Linked DNA regions of Homo sapiens: region 1 is linked to region 2. The links are chromatin contacts, found by Hi-C or POLR2A ChIA-PET in ENCODE. All regions are on one chromosome and are shown on one strand. The core of a region is the stretch at or near the end of the contact, and the rest is flanking DNA. Distances in the headings are between cores, read along the strand shown.

Region 1 (4,006 bases), core at 1,338-3,837, 43 kb before region 2:
GGAGGCAGAGGAGAGAGCCAAAGATAGCAGAGCTAAGTCAGGGAAACACAATTTGCAATTACCTATAATAGCTCAAAACTTGGGCTGAGATTTTAAAAACACAAGATTATCAGCTTAAATCTAGAAAAAATAGTTTTTCTTTCCAAATAATTTGATAACATTTATGTAAAATTAAAATGTTATTATTCCCCAGTGCCCCCACCATCACTACCCACCTCTCATCACTTTTCATCTTCAGGTTCAAAATAATCCCTGGCGCTTGTAATTGAATGATCTCGCAATGGGTGTGTGAGTTTACTTGGATCTCATGGGGCCAAAGTAAGCTGATAATATGTTTCTCTCACAATCATCCACACTATTTGTTTATAAACAGCCTTATTTAATTTAAACTGGACTTGCAAAATTGGACCACTTCTAATCTTTCCTATCCCTTACACATAGGTCCAATTGTTTCATTTTATTCTTGACTCTGATTCTAAGAATGAGTACATTTTCCCCAGCATGTAAAGGAGAGAAAAAAATACCCGTGGACTAATGTAACAAAAATCTCCCCAATGAATTTCCCATAAAGAAGAGATAAAACATCAAGTACCAATAGTGCCAAAACATTTACTGAAAGTTTTCAAATCTTGCAAAAATGTTACAAAAAGTGAGCAAATGTGGTGAAACTAATGACAAATTAGACATTGAAAACCAACATCTGGTTAAGTGTAGGCAGGCATGTAAGGGAAAGACAACGTCCATAGGCAGTTACTATGGTAAAGGACTGCATTTGACTCTTTTACACATATTATTTCATTTGATCCCATTTAGGAAAGATTATCCCAGACTTGAAAATTTTGGTTTTAAAAAATTGTGACCTATAGATATCACATTAGCTCATTATCCATCAAACTCACTCAAGTGTCACCTGACTCTCTTGGGAAATGTAACTTTGTCTGACCAAGAATTTAATAGGGACCAGATTAAGGACTCTGTAGAATTAGAAGTTGATTTGTAGAAAACCATTAAGACATGATGCTTTATTTTTGCTTTCTGGTAGAGAAATGTACCTCCACGGTTATAATTTTATTTCCCTGTAGGACCCTAACCAGTTTTATATCTTTCTGGCAATTTCATTTTATCAAAGCCTTCCTCACTGACTATTTAGATTCCAGTTTTTTCATATTCTCTTCCAATTGCTCTGTTATACTGATGTTGAGTTAACTGGAACTTAACTCATCTGTTTATGAAATAATTATGTTTTTAATAATTTCAGAGTTTGTGCTTTGACAGACAATCATCAACCAACCACATGAGGTAGGTAGTATGTCCTCATTTTACAGAGGAAGAAACTGAGTCTCAGAGAAGGCACATTATCGTCCAAGTTTATAGAGGTAAGAAGTGACAGAACTGAGGTTTTCACACAAATATGCCCGAATCACTTTATGGAAAATACACTGATGATTCATATGTGGACTGAAATTTGAGCTGCAACATCTCCAAAAAAACAACCTTACCTACATATGTTTACTACATGTTTGAATTATAAACATGACAGCTGAGTATCAAAAGCAACTAATTTTAAACAATCTAAACCTGAGTTTTTAAATAGTAATTAAAACAATTATTTATTAATTTGTTTGGCTTCAATTCTGAAGCTTTAAAAATTGGAAATGTTGAAAATATTTGCCCATAGACTATGTGGAATATTATCATTAAAGTGTGAAATTCCAGTGCTTTGCTGATTCTATTAATGGTCTGGATGATGCTCAGCAAATTACTACTGAGGTTGTTAGAAAAGCCATTGAAAAGTATTTAGAATACTTAGTGGCGAGCCTCTCTCACATTTCATAAGCATGTCCTTACATGACACAGACTGAGAGCTTTTTGAATAAATTTGATCAAATTACCAGCCTATCCTGCTGCAAAGATGTTCAGTCTCCTTTGTCCCTAGACTGGTATAAAAATGAGAAACACAAGCACACTTTTGTATTCTTCAGGCTTGGAAGCCATTTGTTGTCCTGGCTGAACAGACAGGTAGATATCAAGACTAAAGAGTGACATGCAACTCAGTCTGAAAGCAACACAGTACACGCTTTAAATTTTAAAAGTATACCTTGGGAAAGGCTGATCTTACAGATACATGTTTATCTGTCAATAGGCATGCTTTTCAGCTTGGATATATACCTTTAAAATGCACCCTTTTATCCGCCTGAGGATCCATTCAGTGAATATGCAGCTTTACAAGTTTTTCTCCATAAATAAGATTCTAAAGTTCAGGTCAATTGGTATCTAGGTTGATTTAAAAAAAAAAAAAATCTGTACTTGTAACAGCGAGTGTTTTGTCCACCAAATCACAAACCAGACAGTGACCCTCTGGCCTGGTTTTCCATAGCGCACACTCCTGTTTGATGGGCACTGGCAGTTGTCTGCCGCAGATTTAAGTTAAGTGAGGCAATCTGCCTGCCCCACCTCTTGCCTCAAATCTCAAACTCTGGAGCCAGCAGAATTTCAGCTCCACCTGAAGTGAAAAGATAACTACGTGGTTTAAATTCATATTGACTCACAGTTTCACTGTTTTATCCTGGCTAAAGCTGCTCACGGTGTCTGTGGTTTTCTTACATAAATTTTCAATCCAGCTAGTGCTATTATAATGTGTCTTTTCCAGCCCTGATGTTGGGGGTGGATTTTTAGCTCGCATATTTTTTCCAGATGTGATAAGCTCTCCATAGCCTTCTTGGTGAGCAAAAGCATATCCAGACCTTCTTGAGCTTGACCTGCGGGTCCGAGGCCTTCGGCTACTTGGAGGCCTTGCCTTCTTTTGAGCCTTCTGCCACCGGCGGATCTGGAGAGAAACAGACCCAAAGTGAGATGATGCATCCAAATGATAGACTCCAGGCAGTGGCCCACTTTGTAAAGTGAAAGCCTTTTTTTTTTATAAGTAAAAACAACATTGCAAAAGGAAGTTTTAAATCTAAAAACTAAGAAATTTTCCACCCAAAAGATAACACTGGGGGGGCACTGGTCCATTTTTATCTCTATCGAGACACTATTAAGTAATTAAGAAATATCAGACAAATTTCATTATTGTCTCTCATGTATCTTCAATGCATATGAGCATACATTTGTATAGAAAGATTTTCTAACATGCACCGCCCAAAGTCAGCATAATAATTTATAATTTCATTCTCCCAAAACAGCCTTTTTCCTCTCTTTTAGAGATTCTCTGGATCCAACAGTTGTCAGTAACTGGACTAGAAGAAAATTCAGAAAATGAGTCAGAAATATTCAATTCTTGTGGTAGCTCAACGTATCATGAGACTTCCAGGGTTTTGATTTCTTAGGTTTGTATGGCCTTTCTAAATGTTCCCTATTATGTGAGTAGGTTTCCCACAACTCTTTCATTCCCCTGTAAAGCTAAGGAGAAAAAGACCTGAGGTTTGCTGTACTCTTTCATTTCCCTGTAAAGCTAAGGAGAAAAAGACCTGAGGTTTGTTGTAAGCAACCTTGTTCTCTGGTTTGGCAAATCACTTGGATCCTGACTTTTGTGTCAGGAGAAAACCATCAAGCAGAACATCACGATCAAACTTATCGGACAAACAAGCACATCCTTCCTTCCTTAACTCATCCGCCATTTTCTGGGTTTATGTCAGAATGAGCTTGGAGAACCAAAGAGAGAGGACAGATATGACAAGGGACTCCGAATTTTTCCGGAAGGAATCTTTTTACACTTTGGTCCCAAAATGTCAGAGACATCATGATTAAAAAAAAATGTGTGTGTGTGTGTGTGTGTGTCTGTCTGTCTGTCTGTCTGTCTGTCTGTCTATCTATCTATCTATCTATCTACCTACCTACCTACCTACCTACCTACCTCAGTCTCTCTCAGCATCACTGGCCTGGTCCCACTCACCACAGCAGCATGTTCCCCCTTCTCATGACATGGCTATGAATGTTTGTCTCCCTTTCTCCTTTTCACGCTTTATCTGAGTCCTGACCTAAGTTGATATTGTCCTACTTACTCCTC
Region 2 (3,848 bases), core at 987-3,486:
AATTTCGTATAGTAATTACATGAAGGTCAGGTTGTGCTCCACAAATCACAAACATTAGTAAGAGCAATAATTATAATACATCCACCCAGTTGCATTATTTTAATTAAGTAACAGTGAGCCGTAACACTCCCCTCTAGAAAGGCACTTAAATAATACTGCTAAGTGGTCTATAGTCATTTAGACAAGATTGATATTCTGTGAATTTAGCATTTCTTTGGAGCCTCCCCTTTACTGTGGTGATCCAAATAATAATGTATGAGATATATATTAGAAGTTTCCTTTCCCTTTGCAAACAGGAAATCATCGCATATGCCCTGTATCTAGTAGTGACATTTGTCTGGAAAAGACAAAGGAGGTCTCATTATGATAGCACAAAAGAGATGATTATTGCAGTGAAGAAAAAGAAAGGACAAAAACCTTAGGCAAACTCACCAAACTGTGGCCATTTATGATTAAGGCATAATCTCCTGTTATGGTTTCTTCTACAATAGAATCCAACTCCAGCTGCTGCTTTTTTTCACAAACTACATGGCCATTGGAAAAATTTCTGTTTTGTCCAAACAAATTTTGTTTTGCTTTCCTTAAAGGAGAGGGTGAAAAGTGAAACATAACAAAGCATACAGAGCATGCCTACTAATTCTAACAAGAAACTTGCCTAGAGGTAAATTTATTTCACCACTATTCAGAGAGAATATGGCATAAGACCCAGTTTCAGTAAGCAAGCTGGATAATTCTTTGTGATGGGAATATCTTAGCAAATTTCCAAATTCCAGGATGTAGGAGAGTAAACATAATGAAAATACAATATCTTGAATGTTTAAAATGACCTAAAAGCTAAATCACCATCTTGAGCTGTGTTTGAACTAGGGGATCTTGATAGATTTGGTACTTAAGACTGTCTGAGCTTCAAGGGCTTAAGAACCACTATCTGGCAGGCATGCTGTTAAATAATGGAAAGCACAAGACTAAAGACAATTGATGAAATCTTCTAGGAATTCCAGGACATCTATATATAAAATAAATTCATCAATTTGAGGTACAATGTAATACGATCCAGCTTAAAATAGTCCTCTGAGAAACATATTTTTTAAAAAAAATTTAACAAGAAGAAAAATGATGGTACTTACTGAATTGGCATAGCCATTATAATAGGATAGAACATTTTAAGCAAAAATTGTATTCAGCTTAAAAAATAGAATAAATCTTCTAGGAAAAAAACTAGACACCAAAATATAGAGGGTTGTTCCAAATGGAAACGCCCTCCAAATGCTCTAGATCTAATTAGCAGTAGCTATAAAGCAATCCTGCTCACATCCCATGCATCTCTGCCATCTAAGAGGAAGATTGTATGGTGACATAGCACACTTAGAAGTGGCATTCTACTGTTCTCTCCAAAATGGAAAGATGATGCCCTTAAAGGAAGGGAAATTCCTCTTCAAGAACAGTTGAGTGCAGGCTTTGAAGTAACATAAGGCAAGCTGACAAACCTACAGAAGCTTCAACCACGACCAGAGAACTATCCAGCATGGGTCATAACTGGCATTTACAAAATGAGCACTCAGGAGAACATGGAGAGTGAGAGAAGACCAGAAAGTGAATATTGTGTCTTTTGGCGAAATGAAATTACTCATCCTGTGTAGAAAATATTTATTAAAATGGTTTTATGCTGAGGCTCCTCTGAAAGAAGAGAATGTCCACTTACCAAAACAACTGTTTTAGCCCTCAGCTGTCTAATTATTTGAAAATGTAACACCAATTGTTTACATACTAAGTTTAAAAATAAAAATGATACAAAAAGATACATTAACTTCTAGCTCAATATCTCCTTCTGCTGTCCAAGACCAAAATCACATCTGCATTTAGGAACCCAGAGGTCACATGGTTCCAAGAATCATATCACACATTTAACAATCAGTTTGCAGAATCAAAGAAAAAGATGTATAAAGTCAGAGTGCTATGTGTGAAATTTAGGGAGTTACAAAGGGGAGAGGGAAGTAGAACAGACATGAAAAATCATTGTTGTAAGTGAGAGGATCAGACTTTCCCATCAGATAACTATGTCAGGGAATCCTCCTCACAGTCATGAAAATGTACAGTGCCAAATAATAAAGAAAGCAAGGGAGACAAGTTCCTTGGAAATGAACATTTCTCTGACAATGTTGCAGAGCTCATAAATTGTGACTTCAGAAAGCACCACAGGGAAAACATCTCCTGAGTACTCCTTTTGAGTAAAGTTCTCACTCGCTGTATAAATGACTCAATCTGTTTTCCCCTTAGAGAGTAAAAACATTCCAAAGAAGGGTGAAGTTCATGAAAGTATTGGCTGAAATTCTATTTACTTAGGATTTTTTTCTCCTTAAACTGTCTTCCTAACATCTCACATGAACCCTTTTCCAGGCAGAAAAGGGACAGTTTTTCTGGCTCTGCTGAAATTGTCACTGCACTTTCTCTGTACAGGCCAACGTCTCTTGGCCAGATTGGGCTTTCATATTTTTAGACCTTTGCCCACGCTCTGTAGCTGTCATTTCTTTTTCTTCCTGGAATTTAGCTCTTCAAACACCAGCTGGTTCTCACAAAAACGATTTATTAGGAAGGGAAAAAGCTACACATAACTCCCTTCAATGACTATGAGCTATACATTTTTGAAGCGTACACACAATGCTTAACCACATAATACAAATAACAAATGCTAAAACAAAAGAGTGCCTGTTTTTTCCAAGCTGCGTAATGAAGGGCAGTTTATTACAATTCTTGGCATGCAGAATCGCATTAACAGTTGAGGCAACTGTGGCATTCACAGCCCCATGTCACTACAAGCACAGCAAAGCATAGTTAGGCACATACTGGCTTGCATACAACCTATAAAGAAGAAAAGAGGATGGTTGGAAAAAAGAGTCGTTTAGTCAGTCCTCTTAAGGCACTCTATATTGAAAGGTTAAATTGATCTGTTGTGGCCAGGCACAGTGGTTCATGCCTGTAATCCCAGCATTTGGGGAGGCTGAGGCGGGCAGATCACCTGAGGTCAGGAGTTCAAGACCAGCCTGAACAACATAGAGAAACCCCCATCTCTACCAAAAATACAAAATTAGCTAGGCTTGGTGGCACATGCCTGTAATCCTAGCTACTCGGGAGGCTGAGGCAGGAGAATCACTTGAACCTGGGAGGCGGAGGTTGCAGTGAGCCAAGATGGCGCCATTGCACTCCAGCCTGGGCAACAAGAGCAAAACTCCGTCTCAAAAAAAAAAAAAAATCGATCTGTTGGAAATGGATTGAAACCATGACATCCTGTTTAAAAGAAGAAAATCTGGACTTTGATATGAAAGCTGGAGCTTTGAGCTTGGAACCTGGAAACCTGGGTTCAGACTGCCTCTGACATCTTATGTTTGTTTCCACAGTTGAGTTATCTGACCTCTAGCCACTTGATTAGCCAGCGACAGATCCATGGCTGGAACCTACGTCTTCATATTCACAGTTCTTGGTCTACTGCACCAAGCTGGTTTACACATAGAGTCAGCCACAGACTGCCTCTAGGTTGGACTAAGACACAGTGCTGGAGGGACAGTTTTAAGGGACAGCACTACCCTGCCAACAGTAGAGAAAGGGAGAAAGTACATGAAATTTTGATTTGAATTCCCAGTTCCATTCCTTACTACCCTACCTGAGAGACCTTTAAGATGTTCAACCACTGAACCAGTTTCATTATTAGAGTTCATGAAATGGGACCAGCCAGTCAGTTTGGCTAGTGCCCCAAGCAGTCAAAATAGATCATGAAAACTTGGGCTGCTGCACCAGTGTGTGCCAGAAGATCTACAAGATTACCTAAGTAAGTGCTCTAAAATTTTATGATT

Evidence for each region. A loop is a pair of places that touch in the nucleus more often than their neighbours do. ChIA-PET counts read pairs that join two places held with the same protein, here RNA polymerase II (POLR2A). Pooled maps may share reads with other maps.
Region 1: a map of cardiac septum shows a loop between it and region 2 (3-fold over the local background). The contact joins two enhancer-like sites. A Hi-C loop is called at or near these places in 3 of 168 maps with a recorded cell type or tissue (ascending aorta, cardiac septum and mammary epithelial cell) and 7 of 50 pooled maps. POLR2A ChIA-PET finds 5 or more read pairs at or near these places in 5 of 52 experiments (AG04449, AG04450, BJ and 2 more).

The regions. Positions count from the first base shown.
Region 1 is chr15:49,857,649-49,861,654 of GRCh38, forward strand. It overlaps ATP8B4 (ATPase phospholipid transporting 8B4 (putative)), which reads right to left. Exons shown (of 28, transcript NM_024837.4): 28 at 590-2,827. The coding sequence ends at 2,546. Among named protein-coding and RNA genes, the nearest start is that of DTWD1, 240 kb to the left of the region's middle. Within about 2 kb of position 2,588, at least 3 of the 41 ENCODE cell types and tissues checked have a DNase peak (open chromatin) inside an H3K27ac peak, as active enhancers do.
Region 2 is chr15:49,900,660-49,904,507 of GRCh38, forward strand. ATP8B4 (ATPase phospholipid transporting 8B4 (putative)) reads right to left here. Exons shown (of 28, transcript NM_024837.4): 21 at 433-580. Among named protein-coding and RNA genes, the nearest start is that of ATP8B4, 220 kb to the right of the region's middle. Within about 2 kb of position 2,237, at least 4 of the 41 ENCODE cell types and tissues checked have a DNase peak (open chromatin) inside an H3K27ac peak, as active enhancers do.